5 separate regions of the Homo sapiens genome follow, and regions 1, 2, 4 and 5 are each linked to region 3. Evidence: chromatin loops called from intact Hi-C (ENCODE). Cell type or tissue: mammary epithelial cell. All regions are shown on one strand.

Region 1 (5,000 bases), 110 kb after region 3:
CCCACCCAAGATCCTCCCCTTGACTTCTCTCTAGACTTGGACACTCTTGACCAATCCTTCCTTCCCAAACTGCTGTGAGATTAGCCATAATACATAATCACATCCTCTCTTTACCTCTTTGAATATGTATTCTTTATCACCTTCATTAATTCTTACATCCATCAATTCCCTCTCATGTCCATTAAATATATATCAAGTACCCACTTGGAAGGCATTGCTTTAGGTCCCAAATATAAAGATAAATAAGACATGCCCTTGAGCAGCTCATAGGATAGTAGAGGAGGCAGAGGTGCCCAGAGTGCTATAATGTGGCCGAATTGTAATAAAATCTGCTACAAGGATATACAGGAAGAAGGGATAATTTTGCTGGGTTGTAACAGAAAAGGACAAGGTAGTGATATCTATGTTGAGTGACCAGGATAAGAAGAAATAAGTTATTTCAAACATGGAGAGTGGGATGTATAGAGACCTGGAGTCATAAAATCCGATATGGAGTTTGGTGACTTTGAGAGTATTGTCTGTGCAAGACAATGTTGAAAATGTAGACTGTGGCCAGACTCTGAAGAGCTTTGAATGCTGGACTAGAGTTTAGACTTTTTCACTAGAAATGTGTGGGTTAAGATTTTTGAGAAGATTCACATAATCTTACATGAGTTGCAAAAGACACTTGTCAGCAGTGTGGGGAATGGATTGGAGTTGGGGGACCATTTAGAAGCTCATTTCAATGGTCTAAGAGAGAAATGATTAGGACCTGAACCAGGATAGCTGTGGTGGGAAAGAGTACTAGACAGCTTCTGCAGGAAAAATGGGTAAAAGATAGTGTTGATTTGATGTTGAGAATTGGGGATAGAGAAAAACAATGTAAATATAACTCCCACATTTCTGAAATAATTTTTAGGAGCTGTCATGCCCCTGTGCAAATGTTCTAATACTTTCTCACTGTCTCTTTGCAGTGTTTGAAATAGAGTTTCTGTATCAGTCATCATTCTTTTGGTTATAAGCAAAAGAAATTGACTCTGCCTAATCACTCTGAGAAAAAAAAAGAATATTTAGATGGATACTGTGGTTTCTCACAAAGGTCAAGAAAGGCTTGAACAATCCAGCATCATGAAGGGCAGAAATCAAACTAGTGACAGGTATCTCAGAATAAGGAATTCATGAATATTTTCTCTAGAATTCTATTATTGAAGTAAATGAATTCCCACAACCCTAGGCTCTCAGTTCAAATCTGTACACATTTGGGGTCTGATTGGGCCTAAGTGAGCCAGTTGTTTGCTCAGCTTCATTCAGCTGAGACTATAGGAGCAAGGTCAGACTGTACAACTCTGGCCACTAGAGGCCATATCCTTGTGTTCAAGGTCAGCCTCTAAATAAAGAGGGGTCTTTGGGAGTTGGACAGATACCCCATGGGAAGGGTGTTCTATATGCCCTGAATTGTTTTGTGTCATGGATCTTTCCCAGAAAAAATACTCAATTACAAAAAATACATAAGGAGTTTCATGAATCCTTTGAAAATTATGCACAAATCCATATTAAGAACCCCTTTTCTTAAGAAATAAAGTTCACACTTCTTAGCCTGACTTGCAAGGACCTTTGTGATTGGATTTCTAAGAGCCTCTCACTGGTCTTGTATCTCATTCTTCTTTCTTCAAACACTCGCAGTTAAAGAAAAAATTACTTTCCAAACTCTGAAGCTTTAATCATGTCATCTCTTTTCTTTATAAGGAATGTCCAAATCCTCTTATTGAAAAATCCTACTCATCCTTTAATGGTCGAACTGAAAACCTGTTTCTTTTATGAAGTCTTCCTTGACTCATCCATCAACACAGGGGTGACGCCCTCTCTCTTCTTATCAGTCATAATACTTTATACCTATTTTTCTCATGACATTTATTACTTTCTTCTTTCCATTATAGTTTCTATATAGCTTATCTTTGCTTTTAGATCCCAAGATGATCATAAACAGAAACTGGGTGTCATTCAGCTTTATGCCTTGCACCTCTAGTGTTCTCTGCGTGCGTGGGGCTCTCAAGACAAGCTTGAAAAATGAGTGAAAGGCTACTTACTGGGGAAGAAAGGGCCCCTGTCTAATTTTATCCTGCTTGTATTTTTACAAGCTCTTCTTTTCAGAGGAATGAGTTATTTTTTCCTTATTTTTCTTTTTATTATACTCATTTTCTTGGGCTTTGTTTTATCTCTGCTTATTTCCCGGCAAATCCTATCTTCTTCTCCTTTTTATTTTTCATTTTCCCATCGTGATAAAAATTTCCCCCTTTAGTTTTCTAAAATTATTATTAATTTGAATGACTTTCTTGTTTTCATTTGTCCTAAAAACCACAGCCTTTACTTTGGCTTCATTATTCACAGGCGGGAAAAATCTGATCATTTAGATAAGCACTTTCTCCTAATTGAAAAGCATTGTTTTCAGATGCACTAAAGGGGAGCTAGAAAATCACAGAAAACAGTGACTGATACTTATATTTTAAACAGCAGCGTTTTGCTCATTCCCACTCCACTCCAATATTTTTACTTCCTTAAAAATGATAGATTTAGAAATCACCACTAAAATATTTAAATTAACTTGAGCTGAATGAAAGAGTCTCTTCTCTTTGTTTCAAGTGCAAAACCACACTTGCAAAATGGCCCAATAGGAATCTTTTCTCTGTGTGAACTGTTTCCTGGTGGAACTGGGATTGGAGGTGGTTGGGGGTTGTTATGCCATGCATGGAAAAACAGCATCCTCTGCTGGTGGGAAGGCCTCTGAGGCTTGAGAAGCCTGAGTGTTGAGAGTCAACAAAGCTTTGGAAAATTCTTAGCTAGCATATCCACTACAGATTGGAAATCAATTCAAGATTTCTAATGATTATCGCTCATGATATAACTGAAACTTAGTTAACTTCACAACATTGAAAATCAGTAATAAATCTTCCTATCCTTCTTTTTTCTCCTCCCCCAGGACTTTCCTAACAGTTAAGAATTGCTCTTATTCTTAAATCCCTCAGAAATTCTCATGATGCAAAATTTTTATTATGGTTCCATAACAACATATGTTGGTTCAATGAGAGCAACTTGATGTCATCATTATCATTAAATATTTCATTAGAAATCAGCTATGGCGGTGTTCTTGGGTTCTCTATGTAGCTGCTTTATTAGGGAGCCCATCTCATAAATTGATGTCTTCTTGGTATTTATACACCCTTGGCTGGGGTCCTCAACCAGCCATCATTAAATGAAATTTCCATCTGTAGCAAATATGTGTGAAAATGAATGTATCTTGTATTTATTAGAAAAATATGGTAGTTGACATTTTCTTCTGTCTCATACAGACCACGTTGGCTCAGCTTGGCTTCTCCTACTTCGGATTTCTGTCAGTTAGCTAACACCCCAAATTATTGGCTTTACCATGCTACTCATGAAATCTTGCAAAGTGGCATCTCTCTGGAGGAGAAGTAAGGTGGGGTAGAGTTAAGGACAAATAATCACTGGGCAAATACAGTGACTTTTATAAGATTTATGAATTGCAAAATTTCATCCATCCATCTCTGTAATTGTCAGGCACACGTAGTTTGTTGTTGTCATGACTGACATATTTCCCAGAGTGACCATCTGCTGTATGAAGCAATATGAAGACAGGAGAACATTCCACAGGCTTTTTCAATAGGAAAGTCCCCAGGAAGTTCCATTTGTAGGTATTTTCATATGAACTTGATGGGTTGGCAGTTTCTTTCATTAGTGTGCTTCAAGGACTGTGTCCATGCTATTACTTTTTATCTCTAGCTCATTTGGTATTAAAGAAGTTCCCAGTATCATATCAGCACATTTTCTAAATTTCAAATTGGTTTCAATTTAAGGCATGTTGTTTTAAGAATGATACCCATTTTTTCTCAGGGGGCCTGACGCAGATCTGAACCAAGTCTGGGTTTATCAAAATTTTTTCTTTGGTCTGGTTTCATGGAGAAGGTTAATAACTAGTAACTAATATCTGCATACATTCTTTTGCCTTATAATCACAACCACATCCACTTACAGTTCTATATTCTAATTTCTTTATGATGAAGCAATTAGCATTAAACCATCCTGAGCTTATTATGATTACAATGGCTGCTATAATCATAGTTAGTCATAACTATAATTATCATCACAAATATAGTGGCTATTAAACTAAATTTTAATAACTCACTCTATCATTAATATAATCGTTATTGTTAACTTCATGCCTTCTTATAAGCTGCATAATAATGAATAATTGACAAAGAAGTGGAAATATGAATCACGAAGCACAGAATAAGAAATCCCGTTCCCTGTACTAATGGTGTAAGTACCAAAATTTACTGATAAACTTAGAGTTTGAAACTCAACACATTCTTCTCAATACTAATAGTTTTATGAATAATGTTGAGTCTTCCAAGTAAGCTTCTGCTTCAAAATCTATTTAAAGTATAATACAGATTAATATAAAACTAATAGGACAAGCAAGAATTGGATTGGGCATCTAGGTCAGCATCAAGCCATACAGAGAAGGAGGGAGAAAGAGAAAGAAATTTTCTTTTCTTTCTTGGAAGCAAGGCTGATGATAGGCAAAGTTTAATAATAGTGCAATTTTCTCTCACCTCCAGTTCTAGTTCACTACAGTGGAATCTCACCTAAGTTATGCCAGGATGGTGGGAAAATGGCTATTTTATTTAGGATCACTGAGCAGAGGAAATGAACGCAAACCTTGGAAAGAGGCTTCCACCCACATGTCGGGGGCTTGTCCTTGCCTGTAGCTGTTTTCTTCCTTACCTGGCTCTCAGCATTTGAGAGTGCCAAGAGTTTGGGATACACTTCTGTTGTAAAAGAGTTTGGGGTGTCAGGGAAGAAATCTGGAGGTTAGCAGCTTTTGCGCCTCTATTCTTCACTTTTTTTTTTTTTGAGACGGAATCTTGCCCTGTCGCCCAGGCTGGAGTGCAGTGACACCATCGCGGCTCACTGCAACCTCCACCTCCCGGGTTCCAGCGATT
Region 2 (5,000 bases), 600 kb after region 3:
CTATGAATTATGTGTTTGGTTTGTTCTTAATTTTCCAGGTCTTTAGGATGTATCATTAGATTGCTTATTTAAAGTTCTTTTTTGATGTAGGTACTTACCTCTTAGTACTGTTTATGCTGTATTCCATAGGTTTTGGTGTATTGTGTTTCCACTATCATTTATGTCAAGAAATTTTTAAATTTTCTTCTTAATTTCTTTATTGACCCACTGGTCATTAAGGAGCATATTGTTTAATTTCCATGTACTTGTATAGTTTACAAAATTTCTCTTGTTATTGATTTCTAGTTATTTTCCATTGTGGTTGGAGAAGATGCTTAATATTATTTCAGTTTTTTCAAATGTTTTAAGACTTGTTTTGTGACCTAACATGTGGTTTATCCTTGAGAATGATCCATATGCTGAGGAAAAGAATGTGTATTCTGTAGCCATTAGATGAAATGTTCTATAAGTAATCTATTAGGTCCATTTGGTTTATAGTGCAGATTAAGTCCAGTGTTTCTTTGTTGATTTTTTTTTTCTGGAAGACCTGGCCAATGCTGAAAGTGAGTTGTTGAAGTCCAGCTCTTATTGTATTGGGGTCTATCCCTCTCTGTAGCTCTAGCAATATTTGCTTTATATATCCAGATGCTCCAGTGTTGGGTGCATATATGTTTTAAGTTGTTATATCCCCTTGCTGAATTGATCCATTTATCATTATATAGTGACAATATTTGTCTCTTCTTATAGGTTTTGTCTTCAAATCTATTTTGTCTGCTATTAGTATAACTACTTCTGCTCTTTTTTGGTTTCCATTTGCATGGAATATCTTTACTTATCTCTTTATTTTTAGCCTACATGTATCTTTATAGATGAAATATATTTCTTTTCATGTATGCAACAGCTTATTGCATCTTGTTTTCTTTTATTTTACATTCAGTCACTCTATGTCTTTTGATTAAAGAGTTTAGTCCATTTACATTCAATATAATTACTGATAACTAAGGACTTACTCTTACCATTTAGTTGTTTGTTTTCTGGTTATTTTGTGGTCTTTTCTTCCTTATTTTCTATTTTATTTTCAGTAAAATTGATTTTGTATGGTGGTATGTTTTAATTTCTTGCTTTTAATTTTTTTGTGTATCTGTTGTATGTTTTTTAATTTGAAATTACTGTGGGGCTCGCAAATACTATCTTATTATTTTAAGCTGATAATAACTTACTGTTTGTATAAACAAACAAACAAAAAGGAAACTCATAAAAACCCTACCCCTTAACTTCTGGCTACTATATATATATATATATGGCTACGATACATATACAATATATATGTTATATATATATACACAATATATATGCTACACACACACACACACACACACACACACACACACACACATATATATATATATATATTTTTTTTTTTTAAAGACAAAGTCTCACTGTATTGCCCAGGCTGGAGTGCAGTGGCAAGATCTCAGCTCACTGTAACCTCTGCCTCCCGGGTTCAAGTGATTCTCGTGCCTCAGCCTCCCAAGTAGCTAGGATTACAGGCACCCACCACCATGCCTGGCTAATTTTTGTATTTTTAGTAGAGACAGGGTTTCACCATGTTGGCTGGGCTGGCCTCAGCCACCAACCTTAGCCTCCCAAAGTGATCCACCCGTCTCGGCCTCCCAAAGTGCTGATCCATGTCATTTAAATCATTATTTCCCTGTATCATATTTTCTACTTTATTTCCATTTTTCTTTGATTTTCAGCAATTTGTCTGTGATATGCTTAAGCATAGTGTTCTTGGTTTTTTTTTCTGCTTAGGGGGTGCCATATTTTTTAAAATATATAAATTTGTCTTTCATCAAATTTGGAAAAATTTCAGCTATTATATCTTTGAATATTTTTTTCTGCTCCGTTCTCTTCTCTTTACTAAGACTATAATTACCTGTTTGGTAGATGTTTTGCACAGGTACTTTAGCACTGCCAATTTTTTAATGCTTTTTCCTCTCTATTTCAGATTGAATAATTTTTATGATCTATATTCAATTTCACTTGAAATTATTGAATTGAAATTACTCAGATTGAATAATTTTTATTGCTCTATATTCAGATTCACTATTTCCTTTGTCATCTCCATTTTCTAAATAAACTCATTCTGTTAATTGCTTATAAAAGTATGCATGTTGCATTAATATTCCTTTGCCTATCTTTCATATTTTCTAGTTTTTTTGCTAACACATCCTATACTATCATTCATTAGGAGAATTGTTTAGCCTCGTTGAACATCATTATAATAACCGCTATAAAGTCCTTGATTGAAAATTCTGGCATATAGGTTACCTCAGAATTGGGCTCTATTGATTATCTTTTCCTTTTAGCATTATCCTTTCTATATTGAGTCAACTTGAATTGTATTTTGCACTTTGTGAATATTAATATTGTAGAGGCTCTAAATTCTGTTACATTGCTCCAAAGAGTGTTGATATTTTTGTTTCAGCAGGCAAATAACTTGTTTAGGCTTGAACTCCAACTCTGACTTAGGTAGGCAACATTTTCAAAACTCAAGTCAATTATTTCAACTTCAGTTTCACTGTTTTGCTTCTGCCTTGAATATGTGTGATTCAAAGGTAAGGCAGAATTTTAGGCAGAGTTAATACGTAAAATATGGGGTTTCTGGCTCAGATTTTCTCCTCCGTAGTATTTTCTGTTTTCTTCTTATAAGAGCTGTGAATGGATTCCGCGTTCCTCATTATATTCGTGAGGATGTCTAATTAATTTGCTGAACAAATAACAGCAGGTCATCCTAAGGGGATAGCCAGGGTATTTCTAAGGTGTACTAAATTTCACCCTGACATTTACCAAATTCTTACATCACTAGCTCCCTCTTCTGTTTCCACAATAAAGTGCAGTTTCTTTAATAAAGGGTATTTTCTATCTTCATCCAATTCTTTGAAAATATTTTATTTCCTTAGAGACTTTCTCTTTGTCACTTCTTTCTTTTCCTCTTGCCATCATGCCTCCATGGGATCTCTCTCTCCAAGGTGCTTACTCTTCCCCAGAACAGTATCTTCTCAAGACTGCTGCTTCTGGCCTATGGACCTTCCAATCTCTCCATATTCTAGTAGTCTAGGAGCCAAGCATTCTGATCAGATCATGGACCTGCTCTCAGCATGTCCCCAGTCAACATGGATATCTCTAGTCCTGAACCCTAGCATGTGTTCTGTGTTCCATCACTGCTGTTACACTCTTCTCTTCTGTCCATATCTTGCCTGACCATCTGCTTTTATGTGAGCTCTGGAGACAACTCTACTAGTTTCAGTTATTTTTTTCTCTAGTTAAAGATAAACTGAGGTTTGAAATATCACCTGTCTCCAGGTGTTATATAGGAATAAGCTATTGGTAGTTTTATTTGCTCCCCTTTTTGATCTGTGTGGTTTTATTTTGGAAGATGTATGGAGATGTATAAAATTCAAGGATCCCTCACCCCTGCTTTTGTATGAAAAGAAAAAGGAAGCATTTTACTGGCTTTCTTTATATTTTATTGAAACCTTACAACAAACCTATGACCCTATGACACACACACATACACACACACACACCTATATGTGTGTATGTGTGTGTGTGTGTGTGTGTGTGTGTATATATATATATATATATATATATATATATATATATAGTTATGTCACATATATACTACAACTTTCTGAAAGTCACAGGGCTAGCATGTGAAGAACCCAAGATTTTAACTTGAGTAATCTGACTTCAGCTCCTATACACTTAGGTATAAAATTATTGCTATATACATATAAAATCCCCATTTTTCAGACAAAGAATATAAAAGGTAGTTTGCCTAATATCATTTTTTTTTGCAAAGGATAAAGTGTGAAGATTAAACTCATATTTAATTTTATAGTTCTTAGCCACAGTACTATGCTACTCGGGTAATAGTTTTTTTATACCTTAGCATGTAGGAGCTGAAGTCAGATTGCCCAAGTTAAAATGTTGTGTCCACCACATGCTACCCATGTGACCTTCAGAAGGTTGTAGAACCTAGAGGTAACTTTTGGACATTCTTCTATAAAGTGAAGATAGTATAGTATTTTTTCTTATAGAAAAATATTAGATGATGAAAAAAATCCATGTAAACTTTATAGCACATGCTAAGTACTCAATAAATATTAGTTATATTAATTTCTAAGGGATGCTAAATTAGCTGTGGCTCTTAGCATTTTCAAGTACCTTCATAGTAAGACGATTTCTAAAACTGAGCTCATAAAAAATATCATAAAATATTTGATTGCAGACTTGAGACCAAATACAAAACAATTTGTCAATGTATACTCTCCACTTGAACTGGCAATAGCTGATTTTATTTTAGACTTCTTCCAAGAGATAATTCTTTCTAATAACTTCCAACTTTGAATGTCTAATTGCACTCTAATGACAGGAGAGTGCTGTCCTATTTCTCTATTCATGGCAAGATTTCCTGAAAGTGTCCTTATCAGACACTTTCAAAATTAAATCCCATTGCTTTTAGTACAAAGGTGGTTGAACTATAAATTTTCCACCCAAAATGATCATGTAAAAGTAAACAAATTTCAAAATGGTCACACTAGAGATATAGATTTTAAGCAAATATTTCTGAAAGAAGCTAAAAGAAAAATTTTAATAAAGTTGACCAATGATACGTTAAATTGTCCATAATACTGAAATGAGTGCTGCTAAGCAGAAGAGACATAACTATTTATCTGAATAATTTATAACTTGATGTCTACCAAATTGAATTTAAGGAAGTAAATAAAAATATATATGTATATATATATACACACATTATTTATGTATATGTATATATTATTAATGCAAAAACATTACAAAGGTTTGAGATATTGCAGAGCCATTCTTCTGGAACAGATTGTTTGGGTCATAAGTTATTGGTGAAAAACTCTCTTTGAAATGATACCTAACATTTGTTCTAATATCAAATATTACATTTCCATCTGTAGGCCAGAAAACTGCACCATCACAGTTAT
Region 3 (5,000 bases):
TTTATATAGTCAAAGCCCTTTAAAATAAACTTTTTTTACTCCCTATAATTAACATAATATGCCTTCCATCTCCAGAATAAAAACAAGTCTTTTTTTTTCCTTTTGTATGTAAATCACCAGTTTGTATCACATAAATGTAATTACAGATGATTCCAGAAGATAATTAAACTTTGTTATCTTAAACATCAAAGCTACTTTATTTTATGCTTTAGCTAATGTATATTCATATGAACAAAATTTTGATAAAGTATTTTCCTTCTATAGTCTACTATAAATTTAGTTAAATTATGTTATCCCTGATAATTTTAGATATTTATGGAGAAGTAGTGTACTCTTACCTTTCTTACAGTTTCCTAGAAAAGAATAAATCAAAGATTATTATGAAGAAAATTGTATATATATATTTAAAAACAGCTTCCATTTTGGTGTAGTATACAAATATACCTTCACAATTCATTACATTATGCATTTACTATTATCTCAGTTTAATATTTCAAACTACAATTTAAAATTTTACCAACATGTCAAATAAAAATATGTACCTACAGAACAAAAAATACATAGCAATACGTACCTGTACTTATGCCTCAAATTCAACTCATGAGCTAAGAATGTGTTAACAATAAGTGCTTTTGCAAATAATTCCAAAGGAGTGAAAAGATTCTCTAGCTCAGTGAAATCTTCTGCTTCATAGAAGCTGATCCTAAAACTCAAACTTCTATTGGATTATTTACTCTATATTTCTTATGAATATTTTATAAACCTAGTCTTATTCAGTAGCCCCGCCTATTTTGGAAAATTGGGTGGGTACTTTCTAAGGCAGCCAGAAAGGTTTTGACTATCATAATTCTTCACAATTTTCTTGGGAATCTAGGATGGTCAATATTAATGTAACTTCTTCCCTTCCAAGAGAAGACATCACTGTAGCCAAGGGAATCAAAGTATTTTTAAAAATTCTAAAAAAAGTTTTACTCACCTCTTGTAAAGCTGTAGAAAAAAAAAAGAAAAAGTAGGAAACAATTATTAGTATCACTTCATGGATCAATAGCAATAATTAACAAATAGAGAAACAAGTTTATAGAATTGAATTACCTAATTAAGGACCAATTATATTTTTTTAAGAATATTTTAATGACCTAGAAATTATGCAGGTCAAAAGTATGGCAGGGATCAGCAGGGTGATTTGTTTGCAATATTAATATGTAAATGTATTTTGAATTAAATTATTAATTATTTACTATTTTATAACTGTTGTGAAATATTAATGTGTCTGAAGGATATTTTGAATGCTTAGCAATTAAGCTGGTAAAGTGCACAGATGAATCGCTGAATGTAAGACTAGTAGATTGATGAGGAAATAATTTATGATTTTGATCATTTTTAATACCTAAATATCGAAAAAAGGTAAAATTTAGGAAAGTATGTTACCTTAAAATTCTATATTGAATTTGTTTTTTATGAAACATTGAAGCTGACTTACTTTTTTATAAAACATTGAAGTTACCTAGTACTTCATTGAGTTTGTACCATTCTTAATATCCTTTTTCAAAAGGTCTAATTTGCACATTATTAACTATGAAAATGGATTAATTCAGACATCTGAATTTTGCTTTAAATTAGTTCACTTAAATTAGGTAAGATCATTTTACCAATATGTATCATTTTTGTCTCGGAGAAAGAGTTTTGTATAAATGGAAAAACCGGATTAAAGATCTTGAAAAATAATAGAAAAAATAAACAAAAGTACTATCCCCCCTTTTGCCATAATTGTTATAAGTCCTTAAAGAGTGAATTCTTCTCCTACGGTACAAAAATTATAGGTTAATACAGGATACAAGTGTGGCCAAGCTTGCAGTAGGATGAATCACCCCAAAAATTGCTTTAATTAGGTGGCCAAGAAGTGCGTTATTTGAAGTGAGAACATCTGTTGCAACAGTCACAATTTAGGAGGGTGGACCACATCCAGCACTGACATTTAAGGGCAATTTACGAGAATTACTGTTAAATTACAAGAATGATATGTTTACTTCATTGTGTCCATCAGTAGGAAGAATAATTATGCCTGACTTGATTAACGGAAGTCCTTATGATTTTGGAAATTTGCCTTTTAATTACTCAGACATGGACCATTTTGAAGAATGTGTGTTTGATAACATTTATTCCAGACTGTGGTTGGCTGTTGATCAGAAGGTAAGTTGCCTTTGTACCTTCAAATTTCCCTAAGTCTGCCTTCATTTTATTCTCTAGGAGCCGACTCTTTCCTCCCACTCTCAAGATCTCATTAAAAATATGAACTCGGTAATGTGAATTTGTTCACTGCAATTACTCCTTAGTATCCACAGTATGTATACTAAAAGTGAATGAAGGGGGAAGAGACACACAGACACACAGACACACACACACACACACACACACACACAAGCACACAAATGCATTAGAAATTATGCAGTGGTAGACACCGTGCTGTGTGGGTGGAACAACTTTTTGGAGTACTGGGTGTGGTCAGACAATACCATCCCCCATCTAGTCAATATCTTTGTCTAGCACTTTGGCAGCCATTTTCAAGATGAAAACGGACTGATCTTCTTCATTCTCTGTTGACATGAAAGTCTGGCCATGGAACCTAGAGCTGGAAAGTGGCCTTGGGGTCCCTTTAATCTCTGTCTCACATTTTAGAAAAGGCCGTTTGACTTGCCCAAAGTCACGCAGCAAATTGGTGTCAGACTCATGGGAAAAACCCCGGTCTCTTGAGTCTCATCTCAATGTTGATATTTCTCAACTTGCTGCGTTCATAATGTTTGCTTATCACTGGGAACATGTCAAAGGGGTAATTCTCAGGCTCAAACAAAATTTAGAGCAGATTTGAGTTAAAAAATGTTACCATTTCCATGACTAGAAAGTGAATTGAGACACTTATATTACTTTTCAGAATGTACCCACTCCAAGTAGCATCCATTCTTCTTTCCAGGGTTCACTGACTAGCCACTGGGAAAGGCTCCAACCAGAAATGCTGATCATTAATCTGTATAAATCCGTAGAAGCTTTAATTGGGATTCCATCTGCTTAAGGCCCTGTCCCCTGTACTTTCATTTTCCTTCCTCCAGAGGGCGCCTTATAACCATCATCATATCAGCATCGTCATCCTCCTCCTCCGGACAAGCCTTACAATGCCCAGAAGATAAAAGCTCTTAGGAGGTGAGTTTTACATTACTCAGTTGAAGGGCTTTCTAACGCAGGCCTCAAGTTTTACAAGGTGGACATCAGTGCGGTTATGGGGCCTGTGGGGTGCAGGCCCTTGACTTCCTCCACCACATTGGTCGTTAATATCTCATCCTTAGGGAAAAAGACCTTCCGCTCCCTTTGGGGGTTACTAAGCTGAGGAGCCAGACCGAGTTAACTGTCTCACTCTGAACTTAGAGGAAAAGTTCCCTAACTTTTGGCAAGGCTTTTATGTTTTCATTTTTTAAAGTAATTTCCATGTTTCTTATCAATTCCGGCGTTTTCCCACATGCCTGAGAGTCTGCCCTCCAAGTGTACCTGGAATTCAGGTTACAGGTTTTCCTTTTCAGGGCAGGGTGCCCTCCCATCTAACCTCTCTACCCAGTCTCCCCCAAACAAGCTGAAGGCACTTACATTGGCATGTTGCTAGGCATAAGGTTACTGCAAGCAGCAACAAAGTCCGCGTATCCACAAAGCTGAGCATGTCTAGCACTTAGACATGCAGACTCCTTGTGTCGCAGAGCCCCTGGGTCACCGGCGGAGGTATCACCTGGCGGGCGCGGGCATGCAGTCGTGGCCAGTACCTCCAACTTAGCCGAAACCTCCTGCTGCCGTGGTGCTAAAATAATAAAGCCCGGATCTGCCCTATTTATACGGCAAAAGTTTCCCTGGCCCTAGGGTGCCTCCAAAAGGGCCTCCACCAATGGGAGGGCTGGGGCTGGGGGCCCGGGCAGCCACAGCTGGGAGGAGCCTGCGGGGGCGCAGAGGAGGGAGCGAATGGGGGAAGGGACGTGGCCACGGGGCTGGCTTCTTAAATTGGTTCCATTCTTTTTGAGGACGTGGACACTTTTGAGGCTTTCAAGGGGAAACTCTGACTCGTTGTCTGCATACCTCCGCCCTCCGCATCCTCCCGCCCTCCCCCGCCCTTTCCAAGTTTGGAAACACTATGGGACACGTCGGAGTGCTCTGCAGCCCCGACATGGGCAGAATTTGCAGATCTCCGGCGATCAAAGCAGGAGCTGTCCAGTCCCGCCTCACCTGTGCCCTGTAGGCCACTTGTAGGGTGGAGGGCTCCAGCGGGAGCGGAGGGGGCAGAGAAGGAGGGAGGGAAGACTCGATAGCGTGGCGCAGCCGGAGCCCGCCTCCCCGCCCCTCCACCCCTGCACCCCGCCCCCAGCCCCGTCCAGCTTTTCTCTAGCTTTGGGGCTCGTGTGCGCCCACTGTTTCAGCAGTGATGCACTCTCTTTGTCTTATGACTTCGGGAAAGGGCGGGTCCTGTCTGTGGAGGGCTGGGTTGCAGTCGGAGGGCGCCTTTTGTTGGCAGGTGGGCTGGGGAGCAGGCTCGAGGCTGCTTGGCACCCGGCTACAGGGAGGATAGGCTTTGCGAACTCTAGACTAGACCGAGTCACCTGGGGAAGTCCTTCGACCTCCTAGCTTGCCTTTGCTGAGGCTCATTCCAAAGAGGGTCTTTTGGGGGATGGTCTGGCACTCCGACACGACTCCAACCGACCTGGAGACCGAGAACTTATTTCTCAGTCTCTCCTTTCTGAGGCTGCGGTGGGGGATCTTTCATGGTTTCCAGTCTCCCCTCCCCTTCTCCATGGGCTCCTTGTCTGGATTTACCAGTTCTACCCTGAGCCTGGACCCTTCAACCCTCCCGTGAGCCCCCCGGTCCCTCTTGACCTTGCTGCTTACTCTCTGTCCCATCTCTTACAGCCACACCCAAGCACCTCCCCTAGCACATCCAGAGGCCCTTCTGATTCGAGCTTGGGGTCTTCGTA
Region 4 (5,000 bases), 490 kb after region 3:
AAATTGCCTGGGAAAGATTTCAGTGTAGCCAAATGGCATTGTACCTATAGTGTCTCCTCCTTCTCCCTAGTCCAATTTTTGTAATGAAGTATTATTATAAAAGTAAGTGTATATAGATCACATACTATTTCAGAGAACAAAATAACATTTTACATCTACATGAAAATACTCTGCTAATAATCTATCAGCAATTAACTTATTTCCTTGAATTTAAATGGTGTTTTCATTTCCAAAACCATTGAAGGAAGATTCTTTCCCTTCCCAGTCTTAAAATACCTTGTTTTTCTCCGGATAAGTAGTAGTTTAAGAATTTTTTTTTTTTTTTTTTTTTTTTTGAGTAGGAATTTCGCTCTGTCTCCAGGCTGGACTGAAGTGGCGCGATCTCAGCTCACTGCAACCTCCGCCTCCTGGGTTCTAGCGATTCTTCTGCCTCAGCCTCCTGAGTAGCTGGGACCACAGGTGCATGCCACCACGCCCAGCTAATTTTTTTATTTTTAGTAGAGGTGGAGTTTCACCGTGTTGGCCAGGATGGTCTCAAGTTTAAGATAATTTTAAGGGACAAATGTCTACATAGGCCAACATAGAGGTAGAAAATAACACACTGTGGGTACTTGAGCCCAATGTGTCCTATGTTTTTATTTTTGCTATTCTGTTCTTTAAGAAACACTATGACTATACAAAGGTTATTTCTTCCTGTATAAGCCTGTTTTGCATTTGGGAACCCAAATTTTATTCTCATCTTCCTTCCCAGTCTTTTAGACTAAATATAAAACTTCATTAAGTATTTTTGATGATCATTTTTACCTTTTGACATTGTTCTTTGCACAATTTTTCTTCATTTTGGAAAACTTTTAATTCCTTTAGGTAATGGCTCTTCACACTCCAGTGTGTGCAGAAATCACTTTAGGAAACTCGTTAAAGTTATGAGTCCAACCTTAGAGATTCTAATTTAGTAGATCTTGTGTTGGGTTTAGAATTTCATTTTCTCTATTCCAGGAAGCCCTCTCATATACTTACCAACAAAATAATCGTTTACTGGTACTTGCTAGCCATGTGACACTGACCAAATTACTTGACCTGCCTGTGCCTTAGTTTACAGGGAAATAGGGGCAATAATATTACCTACCCTGTAGATTTGTTGAGAGTATTAAATGGGGGTAACATAGGTAAGGACTTTGTAATGGCGTGTAGTACATAGCAAGCACTTGCACGTGTTAGCTGGTGTTATTCACTTTGTTGTGCTTCCAGAATTTCAAACTGTACTTTCTTATATGGCCCTTGCCATATAATGTATGTGATCTTATAGGTGCTCTAAAGAAGATAGGTGATATTACTGATACACTTAAAGGAGATCATGCGTACATAATTTGACTCCTTTAATATCATGCATTCCAGATGTTACTGCCCAGCTCTCCTTTTTTTCCAGGGTAAGATACCTAGTCCGCAGCAGCTGCAGGTGTTGACTGTCAAGGGCAAACCTTTTGCTCAGGTTGGCTCTTGTCTGATGGGCAACACTTTTCCTGATGATGCCTGGGAGATTATGCTCCCATCTGACCCCTGAGGTTGACTTGGAGCAAAAGGCTGGCTAATGTGGGGTCCTATCAGCCCAGCCCCCTTGCTTCTGGGCTGAAAAACTTTGTTGTAACTGAGAAACTTCCAGAGCCTTTCCATGGGTTTAGAATGATGCTAGACTTCTGAAACCACTTTTGACTAACTTCTCCTCTTGCCCTAGCCTTACTCCTCTAGCAGTTTCTCCTGAGAGCTTGCCCTGGAAAACTTTCTTACCCAATAATTCCTGTCTTAGGCTTTGCTTCTAGCAAACCCAACCGAAGACACAGTGAATTTTTAGAGCCTTTACAAGGGAGATCATACCTTGCATGACTTTTACGTCCTCATTACTTTCTATTGTTCTGTATATTGTTTGGTATATAGAAGAGATCAGGAAGTATTGACAAAGTCACCTAACCTATGTCATATGCATTTACCTAAACATAGAAAAACATCCAATTTTTCTAACTTCATTTTATCAATAAATGATTTCTTAACTCTAAAATGCTGTGATTCACCATGCTCAATAATATTAAACATTTAAAACACTTTATTTAGGGCAAACATATTATTAGAAGATTCTAGAATTCTTACCAAATTTGATGGCACAGGTCTTATATGAGAAAAAAAGAGGACCAAAATTTTCACTTATTTCAAGGACACAAAGAAGAACAGTGAATATTGTCTGCATGGAGATTCCAAATGTTTAGTGTTATATTGAAGTCAATGGTTCAAATAATTCAAATTTAATATCATCTACTTTACTCCCTATTCCATTTTGCAGATGAGGCAAAGGCATTCCAGGGAGTTTGAATGCCCTAAATTAAACAATGAGAGGCAGTGGAGCTGAGGTTACAATACAGGTGTTTGTTTTTCATTCCAGCATGTCTGAACTGAGGTGTTTTTCATTCCAGCACGTCTCTCTCAAACTAGTGTAAAGGAGTGGATTTCTTTCTTCATACCCCAGAATTACATAGAAAGTCCGGAGTTGATGACAAATAGCACTAAAGCTGCCCCTCATATTCTAAGCTTTCAGGTTGGTCCACTTCTCCACAAAAAAGTCCTAAGAGACTAGGTCAGATTATTATCCCTATTGCCAAACATCCCCACCCCAACTTTAGTCAAAATTTAAGGGGAAGAGTGAAGATCTATAGACAAACAAGCTAAGACTGCTATTACAGCCAGCCTGGGGGAAAGCATACCCTAGTTAAGGAGATGTTTGCCCTTTCACTTCTTCCTCCATCCTGCACTACCATCAGAGTATCTAAGGTCCAATAAAAGGCAGGAGGAGGGTGGGAGTGGGGGAAGTATTTCTGAGTTGTATCCCATCCATAGATCCCTGGTTCTCAATGGGGGCAATACTGCCCCCTAGGGGCCCTCATGAAAATATGTCAGCTTGTTTATAACAGTATTCCATAATTTTTGTGGGTATGGATAAGGAATGTCAGATATCTTGCATTTTCTGGGATCCTGCAGCATAAGATGAAATGTGACACATTCAGCATGACTGTCAGATATGCCAGGCTTCCACATATGCAAAAGCCATATTTATAGTTCTTTGAACCTTGAAACTCACTTCATTTTACATAGAAACAAAATATTTTTCTTGGTTATTATATACACTTTTTACAATAATGCATATAAATAAAAGGAAGACCATTAACCAATAATTTTTGTTTCTCTTTCAGAAAATCATATCACTCTATGTAGGCATGGGCTTGATATATGTGTATCTATTCTCGGCTGCTATGTCCGTGGTAATTCTATACATAAATCTATTTCATTATGTATAGTCATGGTGAATATTTTCATATTGTATTTAGTCTATATAATTTGCTGATTTTTTGTATTTTATAAATATAATTTAGGTACTGTGATGGCTAATACTGAATGTCAACTTGATTGGATTGAAGGATGCAAAGTATTGATCCTGAGTGTGTCTGTGAGGGTGTTGCCAAAGGAGATTAACACTTGAGTCAGTGGGCTGAAAAAGGCAGACCCATCTTTAATCTGGGCGGGCACAATCTAGTCAGCTGCCAGTGCAGGCAGATTAAAAAGCAGGCAGAAGAAGGTGAAAAGGCTAGACTGGCTTAGCTTCCCAGCCTACATCTTTCTCCTGTGCTGGATGCTACCTGCCCTTGAACACCTGACTTCAAGTTCTTTAGCTTTGGGATTCAGACTGGCTTCCTTGCTCCTCAGCTTGCAGAGAGCCTATTGTGGGACTTTGTGATTGTGTCAGTTAATACTCCTTAATAAGCTCCACTTTATATATATATCATATATATGTCATATATATATGATATATATATAAATTAAACAATTAGTTTAATTATTTAGTTTAATTATTAGTTCTGTCCCTCTAGAGAACCCTGACTAATACAGGTACCATACTGATGGGTTTGGTGAGTTTTTTTTGAGACAGGGTCTCACTCTGTCACCCAGGCTGGAGTGCAGTGGTGCAATCACTGCTCACTGCAGTCTTGACCTCTCAGGCCCTAGTGATCCTCCCACCTCACCTCCTGAGTAGCTGCGACTACAGACATACGCCACCACGTCCAGCTAACTTAATTTTTTAATAGAGATGGGATCTCGCCATGTTGCCCAGGCTGATCAGGGAAGAAGAGGGCGGGAGTAGGAGAAGTATTTCTGAGTTGTATCCCATCCATAGATCCATAAACTTACTCCTGAGCTGAAGTGATCCTCCTGCCTTAGCCTCACTATATTGATGGTTTTAAACAGGCCATTACAAAATACTTCTTGTACAAATGAGACTCTGGATTAGATGAAATTCATGGTCATAGAGCCCCAGAAGTGGTAGAGGAAATGTACATTGTCTTGACTTTTCTTGGTCTTAAATATTAGAATGAGTTTTTATTAGCCAAATATGACCCACAATGATGATATCAGTTTAAATGATTGTTAAAGAGTAGCTACTCATTAGGAAATGGCAATTCAACATAGCATAGTTGCTGATGCAATTTCTGTAAAAACATAAATCACTTTTAATGCTTACATCTCAATACATTGAGCATTCTCAGAAAACACTGTTGCATTGACAAAGTGTAAAAAAGAAAGGTAGATATGCTTAGCAATGCAAGCACATCATGGAGGTCATAAATAGAGGGGTAGGAAGCTTCCTTAAATGTACCACGTTTTAGTGTTTGTTAAACACTTTGGGAAGATAGAACTCTATAGAGTAGGTTAAGTATCTCATGATGTCTTTCAGAGCTTCCATTACATTTCTTGCTAATTTATTCTAGAATTAAAATGAGCTGAGGTAAAGTTAAAAGGCCACCTGTTTTTTTTCTGTTTGTTTTTACACATTATCCGTAAGTGTATTTTGAAGTAGAAATACCTGATAAATAAAATATTTAATTTATAAAGGGCTAGATAAGGGAGAAATTATTCAAATTATTTAAAAAACTTATTTGTTTTTATAGAGGATTAATTAC
Region 5 (5,000 bases), 680 kb after region 3:
ATATGATGGAAATACACCATGAAAATCAGCAAATACTACAAGCTTTCAACTTTCCTCCCTCCCTTCCTCCCTCTCTCCATCTTTCCCTCACTCCCTTCCTCTCTCTCCCTCTCTCTCTATTCCCCCCTCCCTTCCTCCCTCCCTCCTTCCCTTCTTTTCCTTCCTTCCATCCTTCCTTCCTCCTTTTCTTTCTCTTTCTTTCTCTCTCTCCCCATTTCTCCCCATTTCTTCCTTCTTTTTCTTTCTCTTTCTTTTGGTTCCCTCCCTCCCTTTCTTTGTTCCTTCCTTCTTTCATTCCTCTCTCTCCTCATTCCCTTCCTCCCTTATTCCCTGTTCTCCTCCTCTCCTTCCCTCCTTTTCCTAGGTTTAAGGGCTTTGCAAGTTCTCTTTAGTGCACCTGGGTTGACCTGATTTTGTTGTTCTCTACTATGTGGTTTGGGATGTGGTTTCAAAACTCATACCACCGCAACTTATTCATTCATAAAGATCTCTATTTCATTTGAGTAATCATTATGACTTATTGTAGCACTGGAGGACTGAGGAGTGCTTTGGGGCCAGAGGTTGGGTAATACTTAAGAGGAGGTGTTGTCAGCTGTTTGTTAGAAGAGAGACTTGCTGTCTGAAACTCAGTGAGTTGTTGCCTACAGGTCAGTAGCAAGGCCAGGAACATGACCTTGGATTTAAGATTTTCTGTCTTTTCAATGGAAACAATATGCTGACCATTTCTTTCACTTCGTAATCCTTCATCACATAGTCTCCCTTCAGAAGGTCTTCTCAACCACCACTGACATTGATTGCAAAGATTTTTAAAATTCTCATCACTTTTTCTCTCTGGTCTGACACTAGGGGACTGCTTGTTTGGCCTTACTCAGCCTAGTTGAGCTTATATTGAGGTTTATACTCTATTAGATGAGGGGATGGGTTAACAGAACAAAATAGTTCTGGTTAGTTAGTTCTATTAACCAGTCCCCTCGTCCAATAGAGTCAAACGATTCTGAATCACTGTTGGCCATTATCACTCTCATCACTACTCCAGTCTGACCAACTTTTGCATAGTTATATATATAGTATGTAACTTAGTTATCTAAAGTATTATATATATAATATTATATATATGCATATATAGATAGATAGATAGAGAGAGAGAGAGAGAGTCTTTCTCAGTTGTCCAGGAGTACAGTGGTGTGATCATGGCTCACTGAGGCTTGGATGTCCAGGCTCAAGCGATCCTCCCACCTCAGCCTCCTTCCTGGGTAGCTGGGATTACAGATGTGTGCCATCACACCTAGCTAATTTTTAGTAAAGACAGTCTATGTTGCCCAGGTTGGTCATCAAGTTCTGAGCTCAAGGGATATTCCCACCTTGATCTCCCAAATGCTATGATTACAACAGGCCTGAGCCACTGCACCTGGCCGCAAAGCAATCTGTAATTGTTACAGCTTACCCTGTGAGGTGTAAAGTTGAATTGGAGGTGGGGAAGAAGCATCTCTGACAATACCCCACAGCTTTGTGTAATCCCACAGCTTCTTGCACAAGAGCTTGCATATAGCTGGAGTTCAAGAAATATTTGTGGATTGGATGGATGTACAAATGAATGACAGTAAAGAGGCTACATCTGACAAGGGAGGAGGAAGCTGGGCAATGAGGATCCAGGGGACACCAGTAGGGAGGTACGGATAAATCTTTGAGATGGGAGAAAGGAGAGGCTGAAAGCGATAAGGATATAGGAAGCCCGATGCAGGCAGAGGACAGAATCCAAAGAGTTGCACACAATGCAGGTGTGTAAATGTGGACATTTAACAGGGATGGCATATTTAAAGTGGTATATTTTGAGATTTTCACTTGTTTTCTTTTCACTACCAACAAAGCTGAGTGTAATGATTAATTCTTGAAGATGTCTAAGCCAGGAAAGGGAAAAGAAAGTATTCATAACTGTCAAACAATGAATAATGGACATTTATTTGACAGTTCTTGAACATTAAAATTGAGCTAAGTTCTACATTATAATATGAAGTAGTTATAATAGGCATATAATATGTTTCCAAACATTATATGCCATTACTATGATGTGAAAATAATACCAAAGATCAGTACTTTCAACACCTGAATCACTTTGTGGTTGCAGTGCGGCAATTCTATGTACTGATTGTCTCTGAGTTTTTAACAGTGTAAGATGGTATAAAAGTCATCCATGATATCTGTAGTATTATCCAACTGTGTGTCTCACCAGCTGTGTAACTTCAGGTTAGTCCTCACTACCTCTCTGGGTTTAAATTTCCTAATCTTAAAATGAGGTCCAAGCTGGAAAATCCATCAAGTTCCTTTCTGGTCTAGCATTCATTGATTCTAGGATGTAAGATTATGCCGCGTAAATATGGACAAGACTTTCTTTTTCATTCCCCTCTTTCCATGAAGACAGGCTCCTTCTCTCTTCATAAACCATGGACTTATCCTAGGTCAAGGCTTCCTGGTCCACAGGAGACCCCTGGCGGCCACCCTGGCGAATTCTCTTGATAGATGTTACCTCCCGCAGTTCCGAAATCTTTAGAGGGTTTTTGATGCCCTAGAAAGCTTCCTATCTTTGAACTCTTAACACCTACAATTGGGTTGATACTACTTTGAGTAATCTTTTTTCACATATGCACAAACCTTTCCTTTTCTCTTACAACCCTTACCCCAAGAAAATATTTTTTCTTTTCCCTTTACTCTTTAATTTCCCTTCCTGTTTTATTTCTGAAATAAAATTGGGTGATTCTTCTTTCATTATTTAAATGATTTCATTTCTAAAAAATGTAATAACTTCTTTTCTGATTACGCAAGGAGAAGCATGCTTGTTGTGGAAAATTTGATAAGTAATAAGAAAATAAATTAGACACAATACAGGCATACCTCAGAGGTATTAGTGGGTTGGTTCCAGACAAATGCAACAAAGTGAATATTGCAATAAAGCAAGTCTCATGAGGTTTTTGGTTTCCAAAGTGCATAAAAAGGTTATATTTACACTATACTTTAGTCTATTAAGTGTGAAATAGCATTATGTCTAAAAAATATATACTTTAATTTAAAAATACTTTGCTGCTAAAAAAATGCTGATGATCATCTAAGCCTTCTGTGACTCATAATCTTTTGGCTGGTGGAGGGTCTTGCCTCAATGTTGATGGCTGCGGACTGATCAGGCTGGTGATTGCTGAAGGTTCTGATGGCTATGGAAATTTCTTAAAATAAGACAGCAATGAAGTTTGCTACATCAACTGATGCATCCTTTCATGAAAGATTTCTTTATGGCATGTGATATTGTTTGATAGCATTTTACCCACAGTAGAACTTCTTTCAAACTGGAGTCAAACTTCTCAAACCCTGCTGCTGCTTTATCAACTAAGTTTGCATAATATTTTAAATCATTTGTTTTCATTTCAACAATGTTCAGTATCTTTCACCAGAAGTAGATCCCATCTCAAAAAAATACTTTCTTTGCTCATCCATATGAAGCAATTCATCATTCACTGAAGTTTTATCATGAAATTGTAGCAATTTAGATACATCTTCAGACTCCACTTCTAATTCTAGTTCTCTTGCTGTTTCCACCATATCTTCAGTGATTCCTCCATTGAACCCTTGAGCCTCTCAAAGTTATATAAGAGGGTTGAAATCTTCTCCTAAATTCCTGTTAACTTTGATATTTCAGCTTCTTCTCATGAATTATGAATGTTCTTAATGGCATTAGAATGGTGATACTTTCTTGAAGAGTTTCAATTTACTTTGCCCAGGTCCATTGGTGGAATCACTGTCTATGGCAGCTACAGCCTTACACAATGTATTACTTAATTAATAAGAATTGAAAGTAAAAAATACTTCTTGATTCATAGGCTGTAAAACAGACGTTGTGTTAGCAGGCATGAAAACAACAATAATCTCCTTGTACACTGCTATCAGAGTTCTTGGTTGACTGGGGACATTTGTAAATGAGCAATAATATTTTGAGAAGATTCCTTTTGAAAGGAATCTTTTTTTCTGAGCAGTAAGTGTCAACAGTGGGATAAAAATATTCAGTAAATCAGGCTATAAATAGATGTGCTGCCATCCGGGCTTTGTTGTTCCATTTATAGAGCACAGGCAGAGTAGATTTAGTGCAATTCTTAAGAGCCTAGGATTTTTAGAATGATCAATGAGCATGGGCTTCAACGAAAAGTTGCCAGTTGCATTAGCCTCTAACAAGGTAATCAGCTTGTTCTTTAGAACTTTGAAGGCAGGCATTGACTACTCCTTTTTAACTATGAAACTCCTAGTTGGCATCTTCTTCCAATACTATATAAAGCTGTTTCGTATACATTGAATATCTATTGTTTAGTGTAGCCACATTTATCCATGATCTTCGCAAGATTTTCCAGATAACTTGTTACAGCTTCTACATCAGCACTTGCTGCTTTAGCTGGCACTCTTATGGTATGGATACTTTTTATTTACCCTTTAACATGATAAACCAATATCTGCTAGCTTCAAAATTCTCTTCTACAGCTTCCCCACTCTCAGCCTTCAGGGAATTGAGGAGACTTAGGACTTTGCTCTGGATTAGACTTTGGCTTAAGAAAATGTTGTTGCTGGTTTAATTTATCCAGACCACTTAAGCTTTCTCCATATCTGCAATAAGCCTGTTTCATTTCATTATTCATGTGTTCACTGGAGTAGCACTTTTATTTTCCTTCAAGAACTTTTCCTTTGGATTCACAACTTGGCTAACTGTTTGATACAAGAAGTCCTTCAGCCTATCTCAGCTTTTGATATGCCTTTTTCACTAAGCTCCATCATTTCTAGCTTTTTTATTTAAAGTGAGAGATGTGTCATTCTTCCTTTCACTTGAACACTTAGAGGCCATTGTAGAGTTACTAATCGGCTTAATTTCAATATTGTTTCTCAGGGAATAAGGAGGCCTGGGAAGAAGGAGAGAGATGGAGGAATGGCTGCTCAGTGGAACAGTCAGAACACACACAACATTTATAGAT

The links. Hi-C counts contacts between places; a loop is a spot of excess contacts. Peaks named below come from ENCODE experiments on the same cell type or tissue, not always from the same donor. Only the 100,000 strongest peaks of a DNase experiment are listed, where the experiment ranks them.
Region 1: a loop joins it to region 3, with 11 times the contacts of the local background. A loop is called at or near these places in 84 of 110 quality-filtered maps.
Region 2: a loop joins it to region 3, with 6 times the contacts of the local background. A loop is called at or near these places in 10 of 110 quality-filtered maps.
Region 4: a loop joins it to region 3, with 6 times the contacts of the local background. A loop is called at or near these places in 12 of 110 quality-filtered maps.
Region 5: it touches region 3 in a loop (7-fold over the local background); 9 of 110 quality-filtered maps call a loop at or near these places.

What each region holds. Positions count from the first base shown.
Region 1 is chr7:94,286,913-94,291,912 of GRCh38, reverse strand. The region is part of intron 2 of LOC112267858 (a long non-coding RNA gene); the gene reads left to right. Among named protein-coding and RNA genes, the nearest start is that of COL1A2-AS1, 100 kb to the left of the region's middle. In mammary epithelial cell, a CTCF peak has its summit at 2,742 (motif pointing left); a DNase peak (open chromatin) is centred at 2,722.
Region 2 is chr7:93,797,799-93,802,798 of GRCh38, reverse strand. No RefSeq gene overlaps it. Among named protein-coding and RNA genes, the nearest start is that of MIR4652, 83 kb to the right of the region's middle. In mammary epithelial cell, a CTCF peak has its summit at 2,844 (motif pointing left); no DNase peak of the experiment used is centred here.
Region 3 is chr7:94,393,735-94,398,734 of GRCh38, reverse strand. COL1A2 (collagen type I alpha 2 chain) reads right to left here and starts at 3,840. Exons shown (of 52, transcript NM_000089.4): 1 at 3,634-3,840; 2 at 977-987; 3 at 339-353. The coding sequence starts at 3,703. In mammary epithelial cell, a CTCF peak has its summit at 3,103 (motif pointing right); a DNase peak (open chromatin) is centred at 3,124.
Region 4 is chr7:93,900,898-93,905,897 of GRCh38, reverse strand. No RefSeq gene overlaps it. Among named protein-coding and RNA genes, the nearest start is that of GNGT1, 3.2 kb to the left of the region's middle. In mammary epithelial cell, a CTCF peak has its summit at 2,908 (motif pointing left); no DNase peak of the experiment used is centred here.
Region 5 is chr7:93,712,909-93,717,908 of GRCh38, reverse strand. It overlaps MIR4652 (microRNA 4652), which reads right to left and starts at 981; the gene lies at 904-981. In mammary epithelial cell, a CTCF peak has its summit at 2,491 (motif pointing left); a DNase peak (open chromatin) is centred at 448; H3K27me3 peaks cover 778 bases.